Linked DNA regions of Homo sapiens: region 2 is linked to region 1. Evidence: chromatin loops called from intact Hi-C (ENCODE). Cell type or tissue: PC-9. All regions are shown on one strand. Links, peaks and the distances in the headings refer to the core of each region. The heading gives the core; the rest is flanking DNA.

Region 1 (8,333 bases), core at 189-8,188:
AACATAGTCATCACCTCACATAGTTGCTTTTGTGTGTGTGTGGTGAGAACATTTAAGATCTACTCTCTTAGTAAATTTCAAGTATACAATGCAGTATTATTACTATAGTAACTATGCTATACATTAGATCTCCAAAATTAATTAATCCTGCATAACTAAAACTAAAACATTATACTCATTAAAATATAATTCCTTATACCCTCCTTTCTTCAGCCCTTTAGCATTCTGTTTTCTGTCTGTATGAATTTGACTAGGCTAGGTACTTTATATAGGTGGAATCACACAATATTTATCTTTTTGCGACTGGCTTATTTCACTTAGCATAATGACCTCAAGTTTGATTCATGTTGTAGCATGTCCTTCCTTTTTAAGGCTGAAATATATTTCAGTGTGTGTGTGACTACACACACACATATATGTTTACCCTCCCACACATACATATGCATACCATATTTTCTTTATCCATTCATCTGTTGATGGACACTTAGGTTCCATGTCTTAGCTATTGTGAATAATGCAATGAACACATGAATACAGATGTCTCTTTGACATACTGATTTCATTTCCTTTGGACATATACCCAGAAGAGGGTTTTCTGGATTATATGGTAGTCCTCTTTTTAATTTGTGGAGAAACTTTCATATTGTCTTTCATAACGATTGTACTAATTTGCATTCTCACCAACAGTGTATAAGGGTTTCCATTTTTCCACATCTCAGCCAATATTTAGTTTTTTTCTTTTTTTTTTTTTTGAGATGGAGTGTCGCTCTGTCACCCAGGCTGGAATGCAGTGGTGCGATCTCAGCTCACTGTAACCTCCACCTCCCGGGTTCAAGCAATTCTCCTGCCTCAGCCTCCCAGGTAGCTGGGATTACAGGCACGTGCCACCAAGCCCAGCTAACTTTTGTATTTTTAGTAGAGGTGGGGTTTCACCATGTTGGCCAGGGCAGTTGTCTTTTTTATCATAGCCATTCTTAGGTGTAAGGTGTAAGGTAATATCCCATTGTAATTTTGATTTGCATTTTTCTCATGATAAGTGATAGTGAGCATTTTTTTGTATATCTCTTGGCCATTTGTGTGTCTTCTTTTGAAAGATATCTATTCAAGTACTTTGCCTATTTTCTTAATCAGATCATTTGTTTTCTTGCTATTGAGTTGAGTTGTTTCTTTTGGGGGGGGTTGTGGGTTTTTTGTTTGTTTGTTTTTGCTTTTGTTTTTTTGTTTTTGTTTTTGTTTTGTTTTTTGTTTTTTGTTCTTGTTTTGTTTTGTTTTTTTGACAGTCTCACTCTGTCACCCAGGCTGGAGTGCAGTGGATTGAACTTGGCTCACTGTAGCCTCTGCCTCCGGGGCTCAAGTGATCCTCCCACCTCATCCTTTCAAGTAGCTGGGACTACAGACATGCACCACCATGCCCAGCTAATTTTTGTAATTTTTGTAGAGATGGGGTTTCACCATGTTGCCCAGGCTGATCTCAGACACCTGGACTCAAGGAATCCATCCTCCTAAGCCTCCAAAAGTATTGGGTTTACAGGCATGAGCCACTGCACCCAGCCTTAAGTTGAGTTTCTGATATAGCCTGAATATTAACTTCTTGTCAGATGTATGGTTTGAAAATATTTTCTCCCACTTTATAGGTGTCTCTTTCAATCTGTCAATTATTTATTTGCTTTACAGAAGCTTTTTTGTTTGTTTGTTTTGATGGAGTTTCGATCTTTTCACCCAGGCTAGGGTGCAATGGCGCAATCTCAGCTCACTGCAACCTCTGTCTCCTGGGTTCAAGCAATTCTCCTGCCTCAGCCTCCCAAGTAGCAGGGATTACAGGCACCTGCCACGAGGCCCAGCTAATTTTTTTATTTTTAGTAGAGACGGCGTTTCACCATGTTGGCCAGGCTGGTCTCGAACTCCTAACCTCAGGTGATACACCCACCTAGGCCTCCCAAAGTGCTGGGATTACAGGTGTGAGCCACTGTGCCCAGCCCAGAAGCTTTTTAGTTTTATGCAATTCCATTTATTTTTGCTTTTGTTGCCTGTGCTTTTCTGGTCATATCCAAAAAATCATTGCCCAGATGAATGTCAAAAAACTTTTTCTCTATGTTTTCTTCTAGTAGTTTCACATCTTACTTTTATGTTTTTAATGCATTTTGAGTTGATTTTTTATATGGTGTGAGAAAATGGTTCAGTTTTATTCTTCTGCATGTGAATATCCAGTTGTTCCCACACACTTTATTGAAAAGAATATATTTCCCACCTTGTATATTCTTGGCAACTTTGTCAAAGAGCAATTGACTGAAAATGAATAGATTTATTTCTGGGTTCTCTATTCTGTTCCATTGGTCTATATGTCTATTTTCATGCCAGTATTATACTGTCATGATTACTATTGCTTTGTAGAATATTTTGAAATCAGGTAGTGTGATGTCTCCCTCTATTCTGCATAATGCTCTCTGTGTGTGCATAATTCTGCTGCTGTTGGATGGAATGTTCTGTATGTGCCTGTTAGGTCCATTTGGTCTATAGTGTTGTCCAAGTCCACCGTTTCCTACTGACTTTCCATCTGGAAGATCTATTCATTGTTGAAAGTGAAGTATGGAAGTCTCCTACTATTATTGTATTTCTGTCTATTTCCCCCTTTAATTTTTAAAATATTTTCTTTATGTACTTAGGTGCTCTAATGTTGGGTGCATACGTATTTATCATTGTTATATGCTTTTGATGAGTTTATCCCTTTATCATTATACGTAGGATAAAACTTTTTTATTTCTTGTGACAGTTTTTCACTTAAAATCTAATTTATCTGATTTTGGAATAACCACCCCACTCCCCTTTTTGGTTACCATTTGTATGGAATACCTTTTTCCATCTCTTCACTTTCAACCTATATGTATCTTTAAAGCTGAAGTGACTCTCTTTTAGGCAGCATATAGTTGGATCTTTTTCCCCCCCAAATACGCTTAACCACTCTATTGTTAAATTAAATTAAATTTGGTCTGACAATGCCTCTGCACTTTGAGTCCCTCTTTAATTAACTTCAACCTAACATAGGATGGAAACTAACTGCAAGCCTAACTTAGGAGTATAATTTTATAACAGGTAACTGAGTCTCAGCCAGTCTCAGCAGCTGAGCTTCAGTCAGTTGCAGGGGGCCAACTGATAAGAACATGCTCAAATAAGACAAATGAAGCCATAACCCATCAACTGGTCTCTGCACCTCCCTTCCATTTTCTGTCCATAAATGCTACCTGACCATGTTGCAGCCTGGAGTTCTCTGAACCTATTTGGTCTGAGGACTGACTGATTCATGAATTTTTGTTATTTGCTCAATTAAACTCTATTAAATTTAATCTGTTTAATGTTTTTCTGTTAACATTATTAGACTCCAGGATCCTGGATTCATAAGGGCTAGCCTAGCACTAGGGTCCACAGTGAAACTGGCGGTCACTTCGCTCTCTTTCCTCCACGTAGAAGGTATCTCTCGGTGATGCCCTGCATAGGCTTGGGGGTGTGAGGACACAGGTAATCTGAAGCTGTCCTTCCTACTGCCTTCAATGTGTCTTTTCTTTTTTATTTTATTTCATTTTATTTTATTATTATTATTTCACTTTAAGTTTTAGGGTACATGTGCACAATGTGCAGGTCAGTTACATATGAATACATGTGCCATGCTGGTGTGCTGCACCCATTAACTCGTCATTTAGCATTAGGTATATCTCCTAATGCTATCCCTCCCCCCTCCCCCCACCCCACAACAGTCCCCAGAGTGTGATGTTCCCTTTCCTGTGTCCATGTGTACTCATTGTTCAATTCCCACCTATGAGTGAGAACATGCGGTGTTTGGTTTTTTGTCCTTGTGATAGATTACTGAGAATGATGATTTCCAATTTCATCCATGTCCCTACAAAGGACATGAACTCATTATTTTTATGGCTGCATAGTATTCCATGGTGTATATGTGCCACATTTTCTTAATCCAGTCTATCATTGTTGGACATTTGGGTTGGTTCCAAGTCTTTGCTATTGTGAATAGTGCCGCAAGAAACGTACGTGTGCATGTGTCTTTACAGCAGCATGATTTATAGTCCTTTGGGTATATACCCAGTAATGGGATGGCTGGGTCAAATGGTATTTCTAGTTCTAGATCCCTGAGGAATCGCCACACTGACTAATCAGGTACTGTAATCTATCACCCAGATTCCTGAGCTCTTCTGAAGGTATTTTCGTGCACAGATTGTTGTTCAAATTCATGTTTCAGTGAAGGGGCAAGTGCTGAAAAGTCCTTTTCTGCCATCTTGCCAATGACGTCACTGCCTCATTGCCTGTTTTGATCACTGTCTTGATCTACTTCCTAGAGCCATGCCCACACATAGCAGACACTCCATAAATATTTGTTGAATGAATAAATGAATGAACAAATAAACAGGTGAGTGAAACCCTCTACCCCAGGCCTGGAATGTGTTCTGTGATGACTTCTGTGTGTTGGCCTTGCTTGGGTTTGTGCTGCCTGGTGCTGCTAGGTTTCCAGGTGACCAAATACACACCATCACTCAAAGGCAATTGAATCTGGTTGGCAAGCCTGGCCCGGAGTGGCCAATGCCTTTCCCTCTCTCGCCACTAGAGGACAGAGGCGACCCATGGATTCAGCCAACGCCAGTCAGTTCTGCCACCCGGGCTCCAAAGGCACCTTGGGCTTCCTGATGAACAGAAACTAACTGGCCCTGTTGTGACACCTCTAACTCAGAGGTCGCCACTGAGGTACCAAGTAGAGAAAAGGCATAAAATGCAAGTTCCGTATCCTCACCCAGGGTATGAAGATTGAAACAGGAGTTGTCCTCACTTCCTTGGCTGTCCCTGCAGTGGGGACGCCCAAACTAAGGGCTCCCAGCGCTCTGCGTGTTCTGACCCAGGCAACGTCACCTTTTGGAAAGACAGGCTTGCACCCTGCTCCGCAAAATGAGGAAGGTAAATGTTCCTAACCCAAAAACTGCCTGAAGAAGCAGGCCTGAAGAGTTGAAACAAGAGGAGGGCCTCAGTGCATGCCCAGGAGTGTATGTGAGATACAGGTCAGTCCAGCCAACCTGTCCTGGGTGCTTGCCTACATGTCTCTGCTCAGATGGTCCTCCAGGCACTTCTGCAAAGTGAGTATGATGATTACAAGTTAACACGTTAACTTGTAATGAGTGGTAAACTTGCCCACAGTTACATAGCTGGTGCATGACAAAGCCAGGGCTCTGGCACAGGGTGAACTGGCTTCATGGTTCCTGCAGTTCCCCCCATGGGACCACCAATTATAAGGACACTGGGGCTTTGGAAAATGAGCAAACCCTGGTATTGTGGAAAAGGTAGTGAAGCTCCAGGATGGATCAACACACGTAAAGAACTTCGTTGACTATCACAACTTCTCATTGTATTCTCACAACAAATCTACAAAGAGTGGTGGCTCATTCCCCATTCTGGAGCCGAGGAAAAAAGGCAGGGCCAGATGAAGAAGTGCCTGCCGCGTGCTGACCACAGGCCACTGCATCCCATGACCAGAGGATAAGAGGAGGGGCCACACTGTTCCTCCATCTCCTGATTCCCCTAAAGACCAGCACATGTCCAGGCTCTTCTATTTCTCTGTTACTTCTGTTGCTCTGGTTCCTGCCCTGCAGAGGGGGTGGCCATGACCCCGCTACCCTTCATCCAGCCCTCCAAGATACCCATTAGCCTGCTCCTCTTAGGCCTGATGTGAAAAGTCTGAGATGTAAAAAAAAAACAAGACTGTAACCCTTAAAAAATGTGCACACTCTGCTTCTCTTTTTCAAAGATTTTGGCAAGAATAACATGAGTTTCCATGGGACAAATCACAAGCCTTTTTCTTTTTTTTTTCCCCTCAGCCCCTAACTCATTTCAATTCAATGCAACAGAAATGGACTTGGCTAGGCACCAGCACTGTCCTAGGCCCTAGCAGGGAGCTGCGAGGTGGGTGTCCATGAACCTGAGCAGTTCAGCCCCCGATGATGGGAAGAGCAGCCATGCACAGAATGCAAATGCTGGGTGCTAACGCTGCTTGCATTGGGGTATACTTCTTTCACTCGGTAGCTTGGAGATGACCTCAATGTTAGGATGAGGCTCTACGAGGCAAAGGCTCCCAGGCCAACCATGGGCTCCTCGGAGGGCAGAGTCACAGAGCACCTGCAGCCACAGAGTTCTCCCTTCTCCATTGCTGCTTCTCGTGCTAGGAGCCAGGTTTGTGTTCCCAGGAGACACAGTGGCCGTGGGGCTCCATGTCTCTGAACTGCTCAACCTCCCTAGCAGCCCACACTGGGTAGAACCAACTTGCAGCAAGCCTGTATTCTCCTGACCAGCTGAGGCATAGGCTTCTCTCTCCCTGGGAAGACAGCATCCCATTTCTTTATCTGAGGTGTCTGCTCTTAACTGGGCTCAAGCCATCATAGTTGCCTTTCCTGCTGCAATTGCAGGAAACACTTTGTAGGTGGGTGCTTCTTTCTCTAAGGCACTCGAAGTCCCCCAAACCTTCTCTTGTTCACCACTGTGAGTAGGTCACAGCACTATTCTCCCTAATTAACTGGGGCAGAGGAGGAAGGCCAGGAGATTGCTGCTCTGAGTTTTGCCATGCACTATCAGCCAGATTGACAGGAGCACATGGGTACGCACCTCCCGGGGCTGGGTCTCATTCATGAGTTCACAATACACAGAGGCCTCCTGCTGTGACCAAGTGCATTTTCAGCATGGGGAAAATGGCTGGCACATAGTAGGTGCTCAAAAATGTTGCCGGATGAAGGAACTGGTGGCATGCTTGCTCAGTTTTGACAAAATAGCTCTCCAGAGCCTCCAGATATACAGGTCACTGTTGCTCCAGAGCATGAAAATGCTGTGATCCTCTTTCTCTTGCCTCTGCAAGGGGAGCCAGAGGACTCTCTGACCCTGAAAGAGGCGGCCACAGCCCCTGCTGAGGGGAAGAGGGAAGAGCATGTGAATGCAAAGAGGACTGCAGAGCCTGCTGCAGCTGTAGCCACTCGCTCGGAGTGGGAAGTCCAGGCCACCCGAGGGCAGCAGCTTGTCCTCCTCTGCCCTCAGAGGCTGTGGTCATTGAATGAGTCTGGATCTTCTCCCTGGGTTGGGGGAAGGAATCCAGGTGACCCCTCAAAGTGTCTTTCAATGTGTGAATTGGAGAGCTAAGTTCCAGGTGGCTTCTGCTGGGGCTACCAGTAGGAGGAAAAAGGAGAAATCTAGACACAGATAAAAAGCATTCTGCTTCCTCTGTGCCCTGGACCTCCAGATCACCACCAGGACTCTGTCCCAGGACAGCAAGGTGGACCCTGAAATTCCCTGAGCATCGTTACCAGAGAGGTGAGGGGGGCACAGAGCAGAACCATGGAGCCTCCAGACAGAATGCACGCCAGTGGTGCCCCTTGAGGCAGTGTACACAGCAAGCTGTGTAGATCCCTTCACCAATACTGCCACCTAGGAGCTGTGTTCCAGAGAAGCAGGTTCCAGAGGGAAGCACATTTTGCCTAGCCACAGATCTACCAGGATGCATAAAGGTTGGGAGAAGGTTACTAGCTCTTCACTCTCCCCATCCCCAAGTCAGAGAGGACGAGGGCCTGCTGAGTAAACCTGGTTGATCCACAGGGTAAAGACTGGCCCAGCTTCACGGAGAGCAGGAAGTAATTGTCCTCTGTAGGGCTGGGCCACAAGTTAGCCATGCGACCTGAGCAAACCACTTCTCAGAAACCTCATTGATGGCATCAGGAAATGCTTATGTGCCAGTCTGCTCTGGTAATTCCATAACATTTAGTGCGGCATGCGACCCATCCACAAAGACCCCACCTATGACAGGCAGCCGCTTTGGAGGTTTGAAACTCATTGGCACTAGACAAATACATTTTGAATGAGCCAAAAGAAGAATGACTTATTATTTTAGTTATTAAAAATAAAGTGATGCTCATCCTCAGGGACTTTTTAGATTGTTCATTCATGGTAAGCATCACCCAAGGGCTGGTTCTCTCTCCTCCATGCCTCAATTGTGTAACCTCATAATTTTAGAATGTTTTGGCTAAAGGAAACCTCATTCAAGCCCTCCTGTTCAGTGCATGCCCAGAGAGGGCAGGCGCTGGGTCTAAAGTCACACAGTGGCCCAGCAGAGACCAGAGCTTAGTCCTGTGGAGTCTAGAGGCACAATGCTTATTTGTCACATTTCTTCTTCGTCTTTTTCTATCTCCCTGTATTACTACTCATACCTTCTAACCTCCACTGAAATGGTCTTTCCTCTGCCTTTCAAAAAGCCTGAGAATGGAAAAACATAAAGAGAAAGAAAAATGAAAAGATGGAGAGGG
Region 2 (8,333 bases), core at 30-8,029, 700 kb after region 1:
CCCTTTATTTGAATACATGCATCCTCTAATCCCTTTTCATGCCTTGCCTGTTAGCCTGTTACTTAGTGGGGAAGAGAACGCTCCCCAAGCCCAAGTTCATTGCTGTCTGGAAGAAGGGCGGCAGCACCAAGGGGATATTATGAGAGTTGTAAATGCTTTTGTTTCACTGCTGTGCTCTTGATAGTAGTCTCATCAGGATCCACAGAAAACCCATATCCACCTCCACCCCTGACTTTTTGGGAAAATAACATTGCATCTACAATGCCTTCAAAAGCAATGAACACGGTCCTTGGTGTGTTTGCATATGTTCAGACTAGCTGATTCTTGTTAAAGCTTTCTATGTATTAGGCACTTTACATAGACTACCTCATTTAATCCTTCTAATAATCCAGAGAGATTTTATAAAAGAATAGCAGAGACTCAGAGCTTGTAAAGCTAAGTGGCAGCCCTGGGATTCAAAGTCAGATCATCTTATTACCTAAGCCTTTTTCCACCACAGCATCCTGACTCTGTCACAATGATTGTATGTAATACAGAAATGTATGATACAGTCCATAATATTCCAGGCAAGTAGCAAGCACTGGGGGGGACATTGGCTAGAAAGGCCAATCCTCTTGTTCTTGCCAGAGCCCTGACAGAATGCTAAGGAAAAGAGAAGACCGCTAGGCCCTAAAATCCTAGGTGTCCTGGCCCTAATACCTAGGCAGTGCCATATGGAAGCAAATCTTCCATAGTCCCTTCATGATGAGCTTACAGTGACATATGAAAAACATAAGTGAGTGACTGCTTTTAAAACCTGTGGTGCTTCAAGATTTTCTGAGGGTATTCACCAAGATGTCCAGAGGCTCACAGAGCTGAGCAATGAATGGAAGCCTGCAGAGGCCAGCAGTTGTCCTTCATTGTTCATTTGTACATTGCTGGGTGACCCTCAGTGTGGCATTCACCCTTGCAGGGCCTCAGGCCATTGCATCCATGGTAAAATAATATTTTTGGAAATATTAATCAGCATTTTTTCCTACAGTATTTTTCCTCTACGTTTTTGGGCCCTTCCTCCTGTGTCCCTTTTTTCGGGGCAAGGAAGGTGGCCACGAAAAACCAAGAAAAAGAATATCTCTTCCTATAGGATAACAAAAGGAATCTTTAAATAGCAAAGGCTTGGGAGGCTGATGATACAAGCAAGGCTTCCCTGCCTCTGGACTGAGATTCTCTGGGCTTGGTGGGGGAAGGAGGGAGCGTTGGGGGAGAAATAATAATAACACAGATATTCGTGGGTCCCTGAAGAATAGGGACAAACTAGATATGTGATTTTGTTTGTTTGTTTGTTTGTTTGTTTTTGTTTTTTTTTTTTAGATGGAATCTTGCTGTGTCACCCGGGCTGGAGGGCAGTGGCGCAATCTCGGCTGAATGCAACCTCCGCCTCCTGGGTTCGGGTGATTCTCCTGCTTCAGCCTCCCGAGTAGCTGGGACTACAGGCACATGCCACCACGCCCAGCTAATTTTTTGTATTTTTAGTAGAGATGGGGTTTCACCATGTTAGCCAGGATGGTCTTGTTCTCCTGACCTCATGATCCGCCCACCTCGGCCTCCCAGAGTGCTGGGATTACAGGTGTGAGCCACCGCGCCTGGCTGTGATTCTTGTTTTAATTGACATAGGTTTGGGGATTTGGGAGGAAAGCAGAACCCATGGCTCCTTCCCAGGAGTTTATGAGCAACGCATTTATAACCTGAATGGAATGAGCATGAAGAACAGCCAAGGGGCAAGGCAAAGACGCTGGAAAGAAAAGGCTACTTCCTTGGTGTACATTCACTGACAAACTCCTCCTTAGATGACAAGGCCCTTTACTTTCTTCATTGACTTTGTCTTCATTAAAAAACTATCCCCTGATGATTTCACTAAGTGATGTCATCATCCAACCCCCCCCACCCCCTGCAACCTTCCTGCCCACACTGGGCTAAAAGTCTCACTCTTTCAGCTCAATGCTCAGTAAGCAAAATATGGATCAATAAAGTAGCCCAGTGTAGCAGAAGATGCATGATATTTGAATTCAGACACATCTGGGATCCAGTCCTAGCCTAACTCTTTGTGATAAGCCAAGTGAGCCGTGTGACCCTCCATTCACTTAGCTACAAAACAAGGTACCAAATTCACCAGAGTTATAAAAGGATTATAGGAGAGGCTTGTGGAAAGCTCTTTCAAAACTACAAAACCCCATTTCACAGATGAAAAAACTAAGTCACTGAGTTTACTGTGAGTTGCTGGGTGGCTAAGTAATGAGCCCAAGGTTACAAAGCGAGTGGGTGGCCGGGGGGGCATTCCAGAGCAGAGCATAGAGCACTTGTATTCTGGGCCAACCACCAAGTAGCAGTTGTCTTTTTATCTGTCTCTGTCTTTAGCCTTTGAGATCAAGGAGAGCAGAGATCTCATCCCTGGAAAAGCAAGTACTGAGACACATTTGTTGAATGAGGGGTCCCATACGGAGCACCAGGCACGTACCCAGCCCTCATTTGTTGAATAAACGAGCAGTGCCCAGGAGCCCTGTGTGGGAAGGGGATGATGAAGAGTAGCGATTTTCAGTGAATGGGTTGACCGAAACATAGCCACAGAGATTTGCACTTTTTCAACAAATATAGAAATCTCACAGGTTTGTCTTCTCATGGAATCTCCATGGTGCCAGGAGCACTAAAAATGACTCTCCAGACAAACAAAAGCAGGAAAAGCTGTCTGGACACAGTGGCTCACACCTGTAACCCAGCACTTTGGGAGGCTGAGGTGGGAAGGATCTTTTGAGGCCCAAAGTTTGAGAGCAGCCAGGGCAACATAGTGAGACACTGTTTCTATAACACATTTTTTAAAACAATCTAGATGTAGTGGTGCATGCCTGTTGTCCCAGCTACTTGGGAGGCTGAGGTGGGAGGATCACTTGAGCCTGGGAAGTTGAGGCTGCAGTGAGTTGTGATCACGCCACTGCCCTCTAGCCTCAGAGACAAAGGAAGACCCTATCTCCAGAAACAAAAGAAAAGAAAACCAAAAAACAAAAAGCAGATCTTTACCACCCCACCTTATTTGGGCCTACCTGCAGACCTGGGCGTGGGGCTGAATGTTGGGATCTCAAAGGAATTTCAAAAATCTGGCCCAGCCCCGGGGTAATCTGATAACTAAAAACTCATAAAGACATAAAGAGATCTTAATGCTTACTGAGGCAGTACGGTCTTTCTTCGTCTGAGAAGGAGAGGTTATGGTCCACAAACTGAAAGAAGTATTCCAGGTCTGTTTGTGGTGGAGAGGGTTGGAGGAGGATGACTCCACTTGGGACTTACTGGGCCCTCCTTCCTGGCCAGGGAGGTAAAACAGACACAGGTTAGGCTGCAGAGCTGTAAGCCCTAAGCCGACTGGCAGGCGCCGTAAAAGAGAGCAGCGGGTTCAGTCGGTTGTGGGGTGGGCAGAGGGTAGAGAAAGGGGCCAGTCACACTCAGCTGCAGCCCTCGCGGCCTCGCGGGCCTGTGGTTGCCAGGACTTAAATCTCCCAAGAGTCGTTACAATCCTGACTTTTATGTGAAAGCTCTCATCTTGTATTGGCAAGTAAATCCAAGACAGTTTCAATCACTGTGGGAGTCAAGCTAATTATGTCTGCAGGCTGGATTTGGTCTGTAAGCTGCCAGTGTGCCATCTCTGGATTAGTCACTGAAGAGTCAGGGAAGGTGATGAACCAGCACCAGCCACCCCAGATGGAGTCACGATGTGGCGGTAGTGAGAGAAGCAGGTGAGGGAACTGCGCCAGGTGTGGACGGGAAAGGCCTGACGTTCCTTCCCCAGGCTGCCCTGGGGAGATGGCGGAGGCGGGGGTGCTGCTCCAGTGCTGTCTGCTGGAGGGAGGTGTTCCCTTCCGTGCAGGGCAGAGGCAACCTACACCCGGCTGGCTCTGGGTTTCCTTGTGAGTGATCCTGTCCGTGGCATTAGTACCACCTAGTGGACTTCGCAGGAAGAACTGCATGTTGAAACCATGCGGACAGTCATTTACCAGAGCGGCGGCGGTGAGCGCAGCAGAAGGGCCAGGGTCCTCCGAGCGAATCAGCATGAAAGAAACCATAATAATGAGTAAACTCAAAGCTTGAAGCATAAACTCAAAGCTTCAGGGGGACAATGAGACAGAGGCAGGGGCGCTGGTCTTGCTTTCTCAGGCCGCCCAGTTCTGTTTGACTGAGCCTGTGGTCCGAGCGGATGGAATCCGCCCCTCCAGCACGGGGAGGCCCCCAGAGCCCAAAGACAAGGAAAGCCACCAGTCATATTGAAGCGTCCAGCCTTCTTTCTTTAAGCCTCATGAGAAATTAGGTGGGTGGTAATCCCAAATCAATGTTTGTGGCTGTGCTTATCCTGTTTCACAAGCCTAACATCTGTGTTTATATTGTTTAAAATCTATTAAATTGTGTGGAATATTTTCCCTTCATTTAAAAAAAAATTACTTCCCATCCCTTTTATTTTTGGAAAAGGTCACACTCTGTTTCCGTTTCCAAACTATGCTGACCCACATGATCTTCCTAACAAAAGTGTTTTCCTAAAACTCACTTGCTTGAGGAAACCTGTTCCTCTGCAAGGGCCCCCTCCCACACCTTAGCATCGATTTCCCCCCAGACTCATTTGCATTTGCTGTTGTTTCTCTCTGCTATTTCATAGGCCTGTGTGTCCTGTTTTTTTCTGTGCTTTTCCTTAAAGGCTCAGTACAGGCCCCACATAACACATCGGCTGTGAGTACTAGGCTTACCTTGATACTCTGAATCTCCCTACTCTGTCCACAGCATTTTTGCTGTTGCTGTAATTGCCAGGAGAGCAGGGAAGTAATCTGGTGTAATATTCAGCTTTTGAGTACTTGCTTCGTGTCAGTATTTTGACAGTATTACTGCTAAGCCAACTGGGAAGGTGAATTTTGGGGATACCTCTGCATACTAAATAAAAGCTCCAAATCTTAGAAAGTCATTAGAGATACAAAAGCACTCCCTTGAACACGCACAAAAGATCGGGGATTTCCAGGTCTTCATTGCATTTTTAATGGCCACTTTCAGGAAAGGCACTTCCAAGTTTGAGATTTTCCAGTTATAAGATGATCTGGGTCTGAAAGAGCGTAGATGGGACAGTCAGATTTCTCACTGCTCGGCTGTGTGCTTCATCTGCTCTTCCCGCCCTTAAAACATCCATTGTTCAGAATGGGGGAAGCCCAGCAGTGTTGCTGGGTGGCATTTGAGAGAGGGAGTGGAGTTGTCATGCTATAAACAGATATAGCATTGATCCTACAGAGCAAAAAGATAGGGAAAGGGAGGGAGAGGAACCCAGTTGGACATTATGTCATGCCAAAGAGAATTCCAAGGATGGTTAAGAATGGCAACCAGAGGCCCTTGAAACTCCCAGGAGGCCAGCAGACTTCACTAGGCAGAAACCCAAGAAAAAAGTTACCCCCATTTGTCGCTAAGAATGGCGGATGTCAAGGGGAATGGGAACAAAGGGGAATTTCTAGGGTCCTTGTAAGCTTAAAAGTCCTATTAAGTGAAGTTACTTGAGATCAGCCTGGAATATCTTAATCTGGACTTCCCCAACGGCCAGTTTTAAATCTTGTTTACAACTCAGGTCAGAATTAAAATGGAAAACAGCCTTCGATGACTTCCAGACAAGGAACTTTGGAAAAAATTAATTTTACAGTAACATCAAAATGTCTGTTATAGCTTGTGCAACAAAGCTATACAAAAAATCTGTACAAAAAATAAAAAAATTAACTGGGCGTGGTGGTGGGCGCCTGTAATCCCAGCTACTTGGGAGGCTGAGGCAGGAGGATTGCTTGAGCCCAGGAGTGTGAGGCTGCAGCAAGCTGGGATTGTGCCACTGCACTCCAACCTGGGGGACACAGCAAGACCCTGTTTCTAAACAAAACACACAAAAAAGTGTTCATTAGGCCCTTGTCTTCTGCACACCCATCACTCTCGGGAAAGAAGCTGGTCTGAGCTAAGGTCCAAGAGCAGCTGGGCCTAGGGCCTGGCAATTCATTTCAGCAGTACGGAGACTGTCACATCCCATTCCCAGGCTCTGCTTCTCCAGACTCCAGCAAAGGTAGTTGTGGCCTGTGTCTCAGAAGAGGGGTGCAGGAAGGATCAGAAATCAGGTGGGAGCCACGAAGAACAGCAGGCAGGAGCCAGGAAAGCTGCAGGGGCAGGGTTCCCAGAGACTCCCTAGACTCTGGAGATGGCACCGCAGGCTTCTGGTACCTCTCATGCCAGGAGATGCTTCCTCACAGCCCAGAATGAGTAGCTGGCAACAATCAGGGACGATCCTCTGAGGACCAGTCATAGTGTCTGTGATGTACCCACCTTCTGAAGGTGGACTGAGGCTTCTAGCTTATAAGCTGGCTGCATAGGCACCCCTCGTCCCCTAGCAATGTCAACAATGACTTGTACCGCCATAACACAGAGGCACATGTAGATTCCATTCCAGGTTAGAATGTGTCTTTTATGCCACTGCCAAATGTTGCAGCGGCATGAAACAGTTCTGACATGAGACAAGTGTATTCCATTCTGAGGACTGCTGGTTTATAAATAAGTCAAAAACGGCCAGATAATTTAGGTCAAGGTGAGTTTATTGTCCAAATAGCATAACCTAATTGCATTCAAAACCATTTTCAAATCCATCTTTAAACTAGTCAGAAAACAGGTTATTATTTTTTTAAATCACTTAACACTGAACAGATAAGACCTCTTAAAAGGCAGCTGACTATATCATGTCACCATCATAGCCAATACAACATTTTTGCCATACTTCCTAAAAACCTTTTCGCATACACTGATCATGCTACTTATCAGCACTTTCTAACATCCTGACCAAACAGACACCCACACCTCTTATAGAGTACACTGTGAGAGAATAACATGGACTTGATATGGCATCACACTTGTTTTAAAGCAAAAAAAAAAAGAAAAAGAAAAGAAAAAAAAAAGTCCAAGACAAGAAACTACATAACTGAGAGAGAGGAGAGAGAGAGAGATCTGAGGTACATGATATAAGGGTGATGAACATAATGGAAAAAATCCAATGGCCCGATGATTTGCTGGGGATGTAAGAGTTGGCCAGCAGTTAAGAACTAAACCAATTAAAAATAAAAATAGAAACTTTGTTTTTCAAGGACAGGCACCTGTCAAAAGACATTGGATACTGTAATGGCTACAGTCAGTAAGGCACTTTATTTCCCCAAAGTAGGCTGCAGGCGAAGGGATGCAGGCTGCAGCTACAGCATGCACGTACACATTTGCTGATGGCTTCTCAAAACCTGAGCCGAGAATAGGGTCTGATAGCCCAGCCAAGTTTAAAAGCAGACACACACGAATGTAGTATCGTTGTGCCTGAAATGACCATTCTGGGTTGTTTAGAATCCAGAATCATCAAAAGCCATGTGGTATGAGGAAGTAATAAATATCCTCTTGAATCTTCTTACCCTATTTTGCACAAATGGATGGCTGCATGAACAGCTCTTGTAAATTGCTCTGAGTCCACACCAATAGAAACCTGCACTCATTCTATAGCTACAGAGGGTTTGTTGGCTTAAGGGGACTTTATCATCTCAGCATTAATTTCCCTTTTAAAGCTATTCTCAAGGTTGGACTGTCTCAGAGATAAACAAAGAGGAATCCTTTTGGCTTAGAAGCCAACTGGCTTACTCAGACTTCCTCCCCTTCCTACCTCCAATTCCCACACTACCAATATTATCTTCTTGAACTAGAAAATCAATTATTTACATGACATAAGGTGCAAGTCTATTTCTTCTCCCAGCCCTGTCCCCTGTGGCCCATGGAGAGAAAATTCCCCTGCCCTCTTGGAGAGAGTCATCTGATCCTGCCTTATGTTCTTAACCTTTCAGTCCCAGAGCTCCCAGGGCACAGTCTGGAGAGGCCCTAGAGGTGCTAGACTGCAGGGAAGCGCAGCTCCGTCTGAAGAGTTGCCAATCCTGCTAGCAATGGGATGCAGCGTGATGCTGTCAGGGTTGTCTTCTCCTCTGGCTTTGTCACTTAAGCCATGTGTGCCCCTGACCTGGCTGATAAGAGGCAGAACAGAGCCTCCAGTACAGAGCACATAGACCAAGGATGACCCAGTAGTAAGGCATGCTGTGCTCTCCAGTGGGGTCCTGAGGCAGTTCAAAATAAGGCCTCCTGGAAGAACAGCCCCTTCTTCAAGGAGCTCGCCTCTCAGCACGCATGGGGTGTTCTGCGGAGGGAACTGCCCTTGGCTTTCTCCTGCAGGCTTCTTGGCTGTTATGGACCCGCATGGAGTTTAATTATGCTTAGCATATATTTTTGGCATA

Evidence for each region. Hi-C counts contacts between places; a loop is a spot of excess contacts. Peaks named below come from ENCODE experiments on the same cell type or tissue, not always from the same donor. Only the 100,000 strongest peaks of a DNase experiment are listed, where the experiment ranks them.
Region 2: it touches region 1 in a loop (21-fold over the local background); 2 of 110 quality-filtered maps call a loop at or near these places.

Annotation. Positions count from the first base shown.
Region 1 is chr12:4,999,485-5,007,817 of GRCh38, reverse strand. No RefSeq gene overlaps it. Among named protein-coding and RNA genes, the nearest start is that of KCNA5, 40 kb to the left of the region's middle. In PC-9, for the core only: CTCF peaks have their summits at 4,417 and 4,617 (motif pointing right); no DNase peak of the experiment used is centred there; H3K27me3 peaks cover 233 bases.
Region 2 is chr12:4,303,620-4,311,952 of GRCh38, reverse strand. It overlaps CCND2 (cyclin D2), which reads right to left. Exons shown (of 5, transcript NM_001759.4): 5 at 6,600-8,333. Among named protein-coding and RNA genes, the nearest start is that of TIGAR, 13 kb to the left of the region's middle. In PC-9, for the core only: CTCF peaks have their summits at 3,732 and 3,960 (motif pointing left); DNase peaks (open chromatin) are centred at 3,152 and 3,802; H3K4me3 peaks cover 510 bases; H3K27me3 peaks cover 3,506 bases.